3 separate regions of the Homo sapiens genome follow, and regions 2 and 3 are each linked to region 1. A link is a contact called in ENCODE Hi-C or POLR2A ChIA-PET data. All regions are on one chromosome and are shown on one strand. The core of a region is the stretch at or near the end of the contact, and the rest is flanking DNA. Distances in the headings are between cores, read along the strand shown.

Region 1 (3,613 bases), core at 801-3,300:
GGAGTCGTGTGGATGTGGACTTGGGGTTACTTCTCCCCCAGCTGTGTGACTTTGGGTAAGGCATTTAACCTTTCTGGGCCTTAGTTTCTTAGCTGTAAAATGAGGATAATACAACCTCATAGGATTGTTATGAGCACTAAATGAGATACTGTAAAAGTAAAGTAAGTAGTTAACAAATGTTAACTATTATCATTATTGGATAACCCAAGGTCAGAGGATGGCTCAGAGAAATAAACACCAGGCCCTTGAGAGAGCACAGTTCTGCCTGCAGTCCTTTCCCACTCCATTGCTAGGGGCACTAGAGTAAGTGGTAAAGCAGGGTCTTTAAATCATGGCCACTGCGGTCCCCGGGTGCATTAGCTTTGAAGCCGCTGGTCCCCTCCCGGCCAGTTCCGGAGTGGCATCCATCTTGCAGCATCTGAGTAAGGGAGAGGGTCCTAGCCACCACTGGAAAAGGTTAAATACAAGTACCCCCTGCCACCCAGTTCAAGAGCAGGGTCTCATCTGATGCAGAACTAAGGGAGGCCTGAATCGGGATCAGTGTGTTTCCAAAAGAAAGCAGCTCCCTCTAGATAAACAGGCCACTTTCCCCATGATTGCACCGTGATAGACGGTGTTAAGGAAAACAAATTTGTCCCCCTGCCCCTTGCTGGCAATCTAGGCCTCTCTATCTATCTTATTTAGTTGAAGCAGATAGTAGTTTTCCCACAATAAAAGCACAGCCATCCCCGAAGAATTCTGTGAACCTGTTTAGGGACAGTTGTAGACGTGTGTATCTAAGCGCATGTCTCGATGTTCCTCCCCACAACAGTAACTGTGATTATTTTTGGGTGGTGAGGTTTGGGATGACTTACACTCTCTTCACAATGCGCGTAAATTATTTTTATACTCAGAGCAAAAAGCCATTTCCATTTTATTTATTTAGTTTTTGAAACAGGGTCTTGCTCTTTCACCCAGGCTGGTGCAGTGGTGTAATTATAGCTCACTGCAGCCTCAAACTCCTGGGCTCAAGCAATGCTCCTGCCTCAGCCTCCTGAGTAGTGGGGACTACAGGCGCATGCCACCATATCTGGCTTTTTTGTTTTATTTATTTTGTCTTGTTTAGATACGGGGTGAGTCTTGCTATGTTGCCTAGGCTGGTCTTGAGCTCCTGGCCTCAAGTGATCATCCTGCCTCAGCCTCCCAAAGTGCTGGGATTACAGGCATAAGCCACCAGGCCCAGCCTACTTCCATTTTAGAAAAGAAAAACTGCCCGTGTATCCCAAGAAATATTGCCCTCTTTAGTCAAATATTCAGCATTTCTGAGTACTCTATCTGCTACCCCTCAAATTGATGAGCAAGATCTGATTCTCAGAAATCTCATCTAACTCTGTTGGCTTCTAAACTAAATATTGGGAAGCAGCACTTCATCATTCTTGATGGCTCTTTCTGGGAGTAAGTGGGACCAGCAGATATCGGGTCTGTCCATGGTCCATTTTGTCAGGACCCTGTGTCATTCCTGACTGCCCCCCAACACCAAATCTCACCCCTGCCAGTGCTGGGCCTCCCTGACCTGAACTCAGCTCTCCTCAGTCCGGTTCTTGGCCTGGATTTCAATTCCATTGATTTACGTTTGTTTTTCCCCCCAATTTTCATGGTGACACATCTCAAAGCCAAAGTTGCCTCTTCTGGTTGAATGAAAAAATGTGCATGACTTTCTGGGTTCGTATGTGGGACCAAGGATCCCGGATCAGGCGACATTTCACATGATTTTAGTTCTGAGGTTAACCAGGATTCTTAGGATAGCGAACAATGAACGATGCTTTCTAACAACATGTGACCTGGGTACAAACTCATTAATTTACTAAAAGTTGCTCTTTCTGATGTGTCTGAAGCCTGTAGAGGCAGGACAGTCGTTCCGACTGCAAAGTGCTTTGCAAAGTATGAAAGATACTGAGTTGCCGGAGGCCTGCAAGCAGGAAGCCAGAACTGACGGCAGGCTGTCACTAACTGCTCTCCAAAAAAACAGTGAGGAGGACCAGGAGCCTTTGCCATACGCCAGGGGATTACTCTCTGGAAAAAACACAAGGTTGGCTGCCCACCAAGACACAAGGTTCCCAAATAGAGCCTGAGTCCTTGAGGGAGAGGAGATCTAGCTAAAAATAGCTATGACGTCCCAAAGTTGATTTTCTTCTCCCCCTCGCCTTTTCATTTTTTCAGTGAGTTCACCTAAAATAGCCTGGCAAAAGATTTTTTGCCCTTTAAGTGGAAAAAGAAAACAGCTAGAGAGGTCAAGAGCTGAAGTTAAGGTTCTAAGAAGCCTGAAGTTTCCGCCCAAAAGACAAGGGGGTGATGGCCCTGTCCCGGGTGAAGGTCGCCTCCCTGAAGAGAAGGGCCGAGGCCTGAGGCTTTTCAGGGAATGACATGAGCTCCTGTGGCCCAGTGGACACATACAGGGGGTGACCAGAGCCTGGACAGGCATCCAGGTCACTGAAGGGCAAATTGGCCTTCAGCTTGAGGGAGGATGCCAGGCTCTGAGGTCCAGCCCCAAGGCTGGCATTTCAGGAAACCTAAGGATAATTTGTGTTTGGGAGGCAGCATCCCAGGCCGTCTTACTCAGCCGGGAACCCCAGTGGGCGGGTCAGAGGCAAGATGTTTCATTATCACCTGCAGAAAGAGCTCCAACATGAGGAAGTAGGGTTTACCTAGAGATAGGGCCAGGTAAGGGAGATGCTCCCCATCCCAGGGGCAGTCAACTACTTACAAATACCTAGGGGATTCCCTTCTCTGGGAGGGTTTTCCATTTTTCCACCCTTGCCTCAGAAGTGGAATGAATGCCTCCTTCCTCTTTGCCTCCCTGTCTCTGGCCTGCGGTCCTCACCTCCTTGGGGTAGCCTGACTCGGACTCCTCCTGGAGTCCTCGTTGAGACAGAGCCACTACCTTAGGGACTCCTTTGAAAGAAAAATCCCAAGTCAGGGCTCAGCGCAGAAGGAAAAAGAGGCAGTGCTGTTCTCTTAAAACCAAAGCAATCACAATAGCAACTTGAGGCTGTATAATTATAATCCCTCAAATACAAGCAATGTTTTGTATTATGCAAAGTGTTGCCATCTACACTATCTGATTTCTTTAACAACTGCAAAAGGGATGAGGTAGAGGATTCACTCATTCATTGAGCAAATATTGCCACCTCTATTTTACAACTAAATAAACTGAGGCTCAAAAAGCTGACTGACTTGTTGCTCAAAGCTGTACAACTAGTAAAGCTACACAGTCAACAAATTTTAGACAGAAAAGTCAAATCCAGGTGCTTGTCTCCCAGTCCAGGGCTTCTTCACTACCTTGCAAAAGATTTTAGTGGGGGAGGCACATACTCCAGAGGGGGTGTCCCCAGGTGAAATTCACTACAGACAGTGAGGAGAAGCATGACTGATGTTTGAAGGTCCAGGTGTGTCCCACGGCCAGTGTTCAAATGCTACCACTTAAGAGCACGTGAACTTAGGCAAGAACTTCACCCCTCTGATGGTGTCACTGCACACGATGGTCAGGATTAAGTCAGAGAGTATATGTTAGAAGTCTGTAATACAATGACTGGCATAGAATAAACACTCAATAATTTTAGCAGTTTTATTAGCA
Region 2 (3,613 bases), core at 626-3,125, 45 kb before region 1:
GTAGTAATGCCTATAGTGCTGGGTGTAAACGTTAAGGGTGATTGGCAAAAAAGACATAGATCAGGAGTACGACCGGGAAGTTGGCTTAGTTGCAGCCGTTTTATTTAAGGAGTATAATTCATATTCGGAATGGAATCTCCAGCAAATGTAGTCTTTTAATATGACAAACAGTTAAGTACCTTCCCATGTTAGACACATGCCTGGAATGAGAGTGAGAGGGACATAAAATATAAAGGGGTGTGTGTCTGTGCCTGGGTTCATGACCAAACCTCGACATTTGCCCTCTATGATCTAATTTCCTTCATTGACAACCAGGGTGCCCTGTGTGCCAGCAAGTGGCTCTGCCAGCTGTATTTTACAGACAGAGAATCCCAAGCACCAAAATAACAAAGTTGATTCCCCCATCCAGACCAGAGGGGTCGTTTCCAGTCCTGTGTCCTGACCACTGTCTCTCATCATGACCCCTGGTGTTCACCTCCAGATCCAAAGTGTCGTCGCCAAGCCCCCAAAATAAAGGAATGACAAACAGCCCTCCCAGGCCCTCCTCCCCACAGAGAGGTCATCGTATGCTAATGAAGTCCGAGGAGGCAGCGGCGCAGCGCGGGAGAGCGCGCCCACGGGTTCACAGCGCTCCCGGGCACCACTGCGGCGCAGCCACAGATCGCTTCGCGCTGCAGCAGACGCTCCCGCCGCGGGGGGCGACTGGGGGAGGGGTCTCGACCGCCACCCTGAGTTCCGCAGCTCATCCCTCCCATCTGGGAGGTGGTTCTAGCTCTAGTCCCAAGCTTTCCACTGCAGTGATGGTGGGGATGGGGGCAGCACGTCAAATCACCTGTAGGGCTTTTTAGAACTCCACAGCCCCCTCCCCTAATTCTATTCCACTAGTTCAAACGAAGAAAATCTCAGACTAGGCAAGGGGAGGTGGACCGGTGGAGTCTGCGAAAGCACCACAGGTGACTCCGGGTACGCACTCCTCAGGACACAAGCACACACACGGACACATCTTGTGACTCTGAGACTACACAGATCAACCTCAGATTCGACCCTTCCCTCCTTTATTCTCTGAGGTGTCCGTGTTCGCTTCAGCTTCCCTTTAAGTCGCCCTGCGCAGGGGCTTTGTGGAGTGCCCCCAAAGTCCTAGAACCCCGCGGGACGGTCGGAGGCTTTGGCGGCCAGACATTAGGAAAAGCATCTCCTGCTTCTCGGACTGCCTGGAGCGCGAACTGGATATCAAGGAGCCAAGGTTAAGTCCAGAAGAAGAAGGAAATCCGACCAGTTGCTTTAGCAAACTGCCTGGAGCAAGGCCGCCTCCCACCCGCACAGCTTTGAGGCTTGAGGGGGCCTCTCAGTCGCAGAGAGAGCCGAGCCCCACCCTGTGCGTTCCCCAAGCCTGCACCCCTCGAGCGGGGCATCCCTTCCTGCAGGGCTTTGTGGCAGGTGGAACTGTCGGGGTGGGCGCCGTGGCTTTGGCTGCAGCCCCTTCCCTGGCCGCGGGACCGGCTCCCGCTTTGCCCTCCTTTACCAAGTTGCTGCACCGGGTGCTCCCTGAGCCGGGGACCCCCTCCGCCGCGCCGGCCGCCGTCTTACCTCACCAGGCAACACTTGGTTGCGCGGTGGCCCGGGGCGCTCCTTCTTCGCGGTTTATTCCCTTACTTGGGAGGAAAGAGGAACCGAGAGACAGAAGGGGGACCGAAGCTGGCCTCTGGGCGTCTTCCCGCCTGCGCAGCCCTCTCGGGGGAGGGGGATGCAGCCCCAGTGGGTGCCGCGGAGACCAGGCTGCCAGGCTGTGGTTGGTAGCGCCGGGGTCTTCACCCTGTGCTCGGAGTTCAGCAGCTCCAAAGCTGTCTATCTCCGTGGCCCGCTACTACGGCACTGCGGCTCTGTGCCCTGCCCCTCGCAGCCTGGCAAGTCCAGCTGCCACTCTCACTGCGGAGCCCTGCCCCCGGGCGCAGAGCCCGCCCCCGCCACACACACCGGCGCGCGCGCGTACACACACGGCACACACAGACACGCGCTTCCACACATGCACACGCGTGCGCACACACGAATGTGGATCCGCTCGATGGGAACCTGACCCCCTTTGGTGCAACTAGGGCGCGGGCATCATTAGGACGCTTTTTACTGACAGGGCTTCGGTTTGGGAGGAGGAGTTACAGGCTTAGGAGTGTGGAGAGGATGCAACAGTGGTGGGTACCAGAGGGCCCCTGACCCCGGAGGCAAAGGACAACTGTTTGACAAATAAATACCGACTGGGCGTTTCCTTTTCTCAACTCTGGTCAAGGCTACCGTAATATCCCGACCAAATCGAAGAAAAAATAAAAATACAAAATCAACAAGTTCTCTTTGTTTCCCAGGAACTCAGTATCTCTAGGATCCAAATCACTAGCCCTGTCCAGAGGGTCATTTCTGACAACCTTGACTTCGGTGGCAGTGGATTGGTGGCAGTTCAACTCGAAAAGGTTTTCCCCTCGTAGCCTGGTGGAGACTGGCACAGCCTGCCTGAGCTGGACTCTGTTGGATGGGTCGGGTCTCTGGGTGTGTTTAATTCCCATTCTCCTTTGCTTTTAGGTGACCTTGGACTGTATTCCTGCAGAATAAATAGATCTCTTCTTTTTTTAAAATGTAGAAGAGCACAGAAAAGACGCTGGGGTGAGGGGTCGGGGGGAATAGGGGAGCTACATTAGCCAAGGCACTATGACTTGTTGCTTCTCTTTCCATGACGTGCATGTCCACGTGAGGGGGTGATGGTGGTGGTGACACTATTTCAGGCATGTCACACAGCAAGATGACTGCTGTCCATTTCACACCACATTTAGAGTCATTAGGAGTTTAGACTGTCATCTTTAAAATATGTGGAGTTTACTCATTTCCACAGCCGAGAATTCTTTTCTGCCAGTGGGCAGTGAAGGTCCCCGGGCCAGCACTGCAGCCAAGAAAAGCTTTCCGCAGAGTGTGGAGGCGCCGAGGGGCTCTGGGTGTCTGTGCATTTGGGGAAGAAGCCTCAAACACGAATGTCAAACAGCCCTGAGGACCCTGTTGGGTGGTGTCCATACTAGGCTATCTGCAGGCAGGCTGGTGAGACAGATGAGAAACAGAGCTGAGAGATCTCCTTAAGATTCCACACAGTGATGAAGACAGAGCTGATACCAGAACCCCGTGTTTGCGACTCCTCTTATCCTCTGGGTCTTATCCATTCTATCACCCTGGGTGGCTTCTCAAAGTTTCCTTCAGCTAGGCTGAAATAATCTTGGTGAGGGTGCCTTCAAAGTTCTTCCTTGTCCTTTCTTTTTTTCCTCTTCAGTCACTGACTCATTCATTTTACAGCTATTTATTAAACTCCTACTCTGTCTTCAGGTGCTTCCCCGTAACTCCAGTCCTGGGCCTTACTTGGGAGGAAAGAAGAACTGAGAGACAGAAAGGGCTTAGAACTGTCCTCATCCCTGGAAGAGAGGAGCCCTGAGCACAGGTTTCTGGTATATATTTTCACTCTGCTAGGTTGCATGGATGTGGAAGACACAATCCTTGCTTTTTTTGACTGCATGCTCAATGGAGGAAAATGCACATACATGTCACAAGAAAAACATTCTGGCTGTCTATTCTTGACTCCTTCTAA
Region 3 (3,613 bases), core at 336-2,835, 33 kb after region 1:
ACTTTTAAATGTGTGTGTGTATTTATGGAAGTTTGATAATGATTCTTTACATTGGCAACTAGATGGACATTGAACATGAAAATTGCAAATAGTTTTAATTGTATAAAAATTAATAATATTTAATTAAAACTTAAAAATTAAATAAAAGGTTTTTCAGCTTTATTTAAATATTTTATTAAAACACTGGTATTCATTCACTATCATTTAGATTGTATCACTAAACAATCATTTTGAAAATTTTAGAAAAACTTATGGAAAATATATATAAAAATAATTTTAGTTTTTTATCTTTCATATTTACCGCAATTATATTTTTATTAAGTATACTCAATTTGGTATAATTTCAATGCAATTATATCTTAATTTTTAATACTTTAGATCAGTGCAACTTAATACAGTTATATGTCGCTTTGTGACAGATATGTCCTAAGAAATGCATTGTGAGGCAATTCCATCATTGCACAAACATTATGGAGTGTACTTACATAAACCTTGAGTGTAGTCTACTGCACACCTGGGCAATATGGTATAGCGTATTGCTCCTAGGCTGCCAACCTGCACAGCATGTTATTGTACTGAACAATGTAGGCAATGTAACGCAATGATATTTGTGTATCTAAACATACCTAAATGCAGAAATGCTGCAGTAGATATACAACATAAAAGATTGTTTTTAAGTCCACCTGTAGAAGGCACTTACCATGAATTGAACTTGCAGGCTTGGAAATATCTCTGGGTGAGTCAGTGAGTGAGTGGTGAGTGAGTGTGAAGGTCTAGGACATTACTGTATTCTACTCTATGCTTTATAAATACTGTCCATTAGAAGACACTAAATTTATTTTAAAATACTTTTATTTCTTCAGTAACAAATTAACCTTACCTTACTCTCTTTTACTTTATAAACTTTTAAATTTTTTTAAAACGTTTTGACTATTTAGTAATGACACTTGGCTTAAAACACAAACATTGTAGAGCGGAACAAAAATATTTTATTTCTTTATATCCTTACTTTATAAGCTTTTCTCTATTTTTGAAATTTTTAATTTTTACTTCTTAAACTTTTTTGTTAAAAACGAAGACACAAATACACACATTAGCCTAGGCCTACACGGGGTCAGAATCATCAGGATCACTGTCTTCCGCCTCCCCTCCTGTCCCACTGGAAGGTCTTCAGGGGCAATAACAAGCGTGGAGCTTCATTTCCTCTGATAACAATGCCTTCTTCTCGAATCCTTCCTGGAGGACCTGTCTGAGGATGTTTTCCAGCTAGCTTTTTTTTCATAAGTAGAAAGAGTACACTAAAATAACAGCAAAAAGTATAGTAGATACATAAACCAGTACCATAGTCATTTATTATCAAGTATTATGTACTATACATAACTGGATGTGCTATACTTTTATTATACAACTGGCAGAGCAGTCAATTTGTTTACCCCAGCATAACCACATACATGTAAGTAATGCATTACACTATGATGTTACCATGGCTACACTATCACTAGGTAATAGGAATTTTTCAGCTCTATTAGAATCCGATGGGACCACCATTGTATATGTGGTCTGCCATTGGCTGAAGCATCATTATTTGGTGCATGACTGTAGAACTTTAAGCAATGATGAAAATGCTCTATATCCACACTATCCAATATGGTAACCACTAGCCACTTGTGACTACTGAGTGTCTGAAAGGTGACTGGTACAACTGGGGAACTGAATTTTAAATTTTCTATAATTTAAATTAAAACAGCCACATTTATTTTATGGCTATTATATTGTATCCTATATCATATCATATTTATATATCATATCATATGTTACATGGTATATCATATTACAAATGCAGCTTTAGATCATTACTTTCCCTAGAACACAAATTACATGAAAATCTTGAGTACAATGACATAGTTACTGATTTTGCCAGGATAAAGGAAAAAGTAAATGTTATTTAAAAAGCATATAATTTATGAATTATTAATATCTTCATTGATTATTCATCCAAACACCACAGGCCCATCAACAGAATTCCCAGTATATGCGATAATAATTATGTTCAGTCATCGTTGACGTTTTGCCAGCTTTCAGTCAATTAGAAACTTTGAACTTTACTCGTATTTTTCTATCTAATCATTATGAAGATATATTTGTCAAGGAAGGAGAATAGAAAGCATGTTGTTCAACTCTTTGTGATTTAGAACTGTTAAATATAGTCATATGATATGCAGGTTCTGCTTGAATTCTTGCCCTGGCTCTTGGTGAAGGATCGGCCTGCTGGATCTGAGTCATCCACCTATAAGAGGGACAACACCACACATTGGTCGCTGCTCTCAAGCCCCTGGAATACCACCCCACTTGGCTTCTCCTGGTAACAGTGGCTGCCTTTGCTTGCCTGTCTCCAACTCCTCCCAAGAGCATTGCTGACTGTGAGCTGTACCTTTGAATCTGCAGGGGCCCTTCCCATCTGTCTAATATTTGCTATCAGTGAAACAGAAAAACCCTTGGGACACTGTCAGGGAGCATTCTGGCCCGCAAAATGCCTACCAACCACCATGCCGTTCTCATTCTTGCCATTAGCAACCTTCTCTTTCTCTACATCATCAGCGTCCTATGTGCACTCATTCTAGAGGGCCAATAATTCTCACAGATTACCAGTGTAGACTTAAATTATTTTTATTATAATATCACAGTACAAGTAAAAAGTATATGGCTGTGGTTTTTGTTCAGTTATAAAGTTCAAATAAACTTTCTAGATTAAATACAAACAAACTACAACACTGATCAAAATAAAAGCAGCAACATTAATTTAATGTGGCAATGTCTTGTGGAAAGCAAATTGCCAGTGTTGAAACAGTAGAAAGTTCTTAATGTTGGTTTTTTACTGGTTGTATTTCCGCATTTTAAATTTAGTAACACTTAACACAGAGAATGCTGTATATAAAATCATATATATATATATACATACAAAATCATGGTCCACTGCAGCCTTGAACTCCTGAGCTCAAGTGATCCTCCTGCCTCAGCCTTTGGAGTAGCTGGGACTACAGGCACATGCCACCACACTCAGCTAATTTTTAAAATTTTTTTGTAGAGATGGGCTCTCACTATAGCCCTGTTCTGGAACTCCTGGGCTCAAGCCATCCTCCCACTTTGGCCTCCCCAAAATGCTGGGATTACAGGCGTGAACCACCGCATCTAGCCTAAAATTATATTGTTAAAAGACTTTGTTTCTCAGTTTGGGATAATCAGAATTCATAGTTCTGATCTCGACTACCAGTTTTAATGAGGTACTTCTTTCTAACTCCATCAGCTGTGTGGCTATCTGCAGGTAAGGACTATGTTACAACATTATCTAAATTGGGCATCTAATTATCTAAATTATCTAAATATCTAAAATGGGCATATAAAATGGGCATTTAATTCCATTAGATATCTGGACTTAGAAATGGAAAAATTTTTAATTGAATATTTTTAAATATCCCTACTGCTAATAAGTTGGGAGCCATGAAATAAGCTCCTCCTCTTCCATGAATGTGGTCTTGGCCACAGCCCAGTTTTTTATCAGTTCAGTCTCCTTGTACTTCCATGCACTTTCCTATTTGCACTGCTTCCAAATGTG

What was found. Hi-C counts contacts between places; a loop is a spot of excess contacts on that map. ChIA-PET counts read pairs that join two places held with the same protein, here RNA polymerase II (POLR2A). Pooled maps may share reads with other maps.
Region 2: a map of ascending aorta shows a loop between it and region 1 (4-fold over the local background). The contact joins the promoter of DGKG here to the enhancer-like site in region 1. A Hi-C loop is called at or near these places in 20 of 168 maps with a recorded cell type or tissue (Right ventricle myocardium inferior, aorta, ascending aorta and 12 more), 1 of 37 single-sample maps with no recorded cell type and 15 of 50 pooled maps. POLR2A ChIA-PET finds 5 or more read pairs at or near these places in 2 of 52 experiments (WTC11 and activated CD4-positive, alpha-beta T cell).
Region 3: a loop to region 1 is called in a map of posterior vena cava, with 35 times the contacts of the local background. The contact joins the promoter of LINC02020 here to the enhancer-like site in region 1. A Hi-C loop is called at or near these places in 4 of 168 maps with a recorded cell type or tissue (CD8-positive, alpha-beta T cell, PC-3, cardiac septum and 1 more) and 4 of 50 pooled maps. POLR2A ChIA-PET finds 5 or more read pairs at or near these places in 2 of 52 experiments (Panc1 and activated CD4-positive, alpha-beta T cell).

What each region holds. Positions count from the first base shown.
Region 1 is chr3:186,404,806-186,408,418 of GRCh38, forward strand. No RefSeq gene overlaps it. Among named protein-coding and RNA genes, the nearest start is that of LINC02020, 34 kb to the right of the region's middle. Within about 2 kb of position 2,051, at least 15 of the 41 ENCODE cell types and tissues checked have a DNase peak (open chromatin) inside an H3K27ac peak, as active enhancers do; they include ascending aorta, dorsolateral prefrontal cortex, heart left ventricle and 4 more, where a contact is called at or near this core.
Region 2 is chr3:186,360,359-186,363,971 of GRCh38, forward strand. DGKG (diacylglycerol kinase gamma) reads right to left here and starts at 1,876. Exons shown (of 25, transcript NM_001346.3): 1 at 1,588-1,876. RefSeq lists an enhancer at 644-1,161 and a silencer at 1,946-2,035.
Region 3 is chr3:186,438,760-186,442,372 of GRCh38, forward strand. LINC02020 (long intergenic non-protein coding RNA 2020) reads left to right here and starts at 1,586. Exons shown (of 4, transcript NR_151710.1): 1 at 1,586-1,689; 2 at 2,223-2,362; 3 at 3,086-3,322.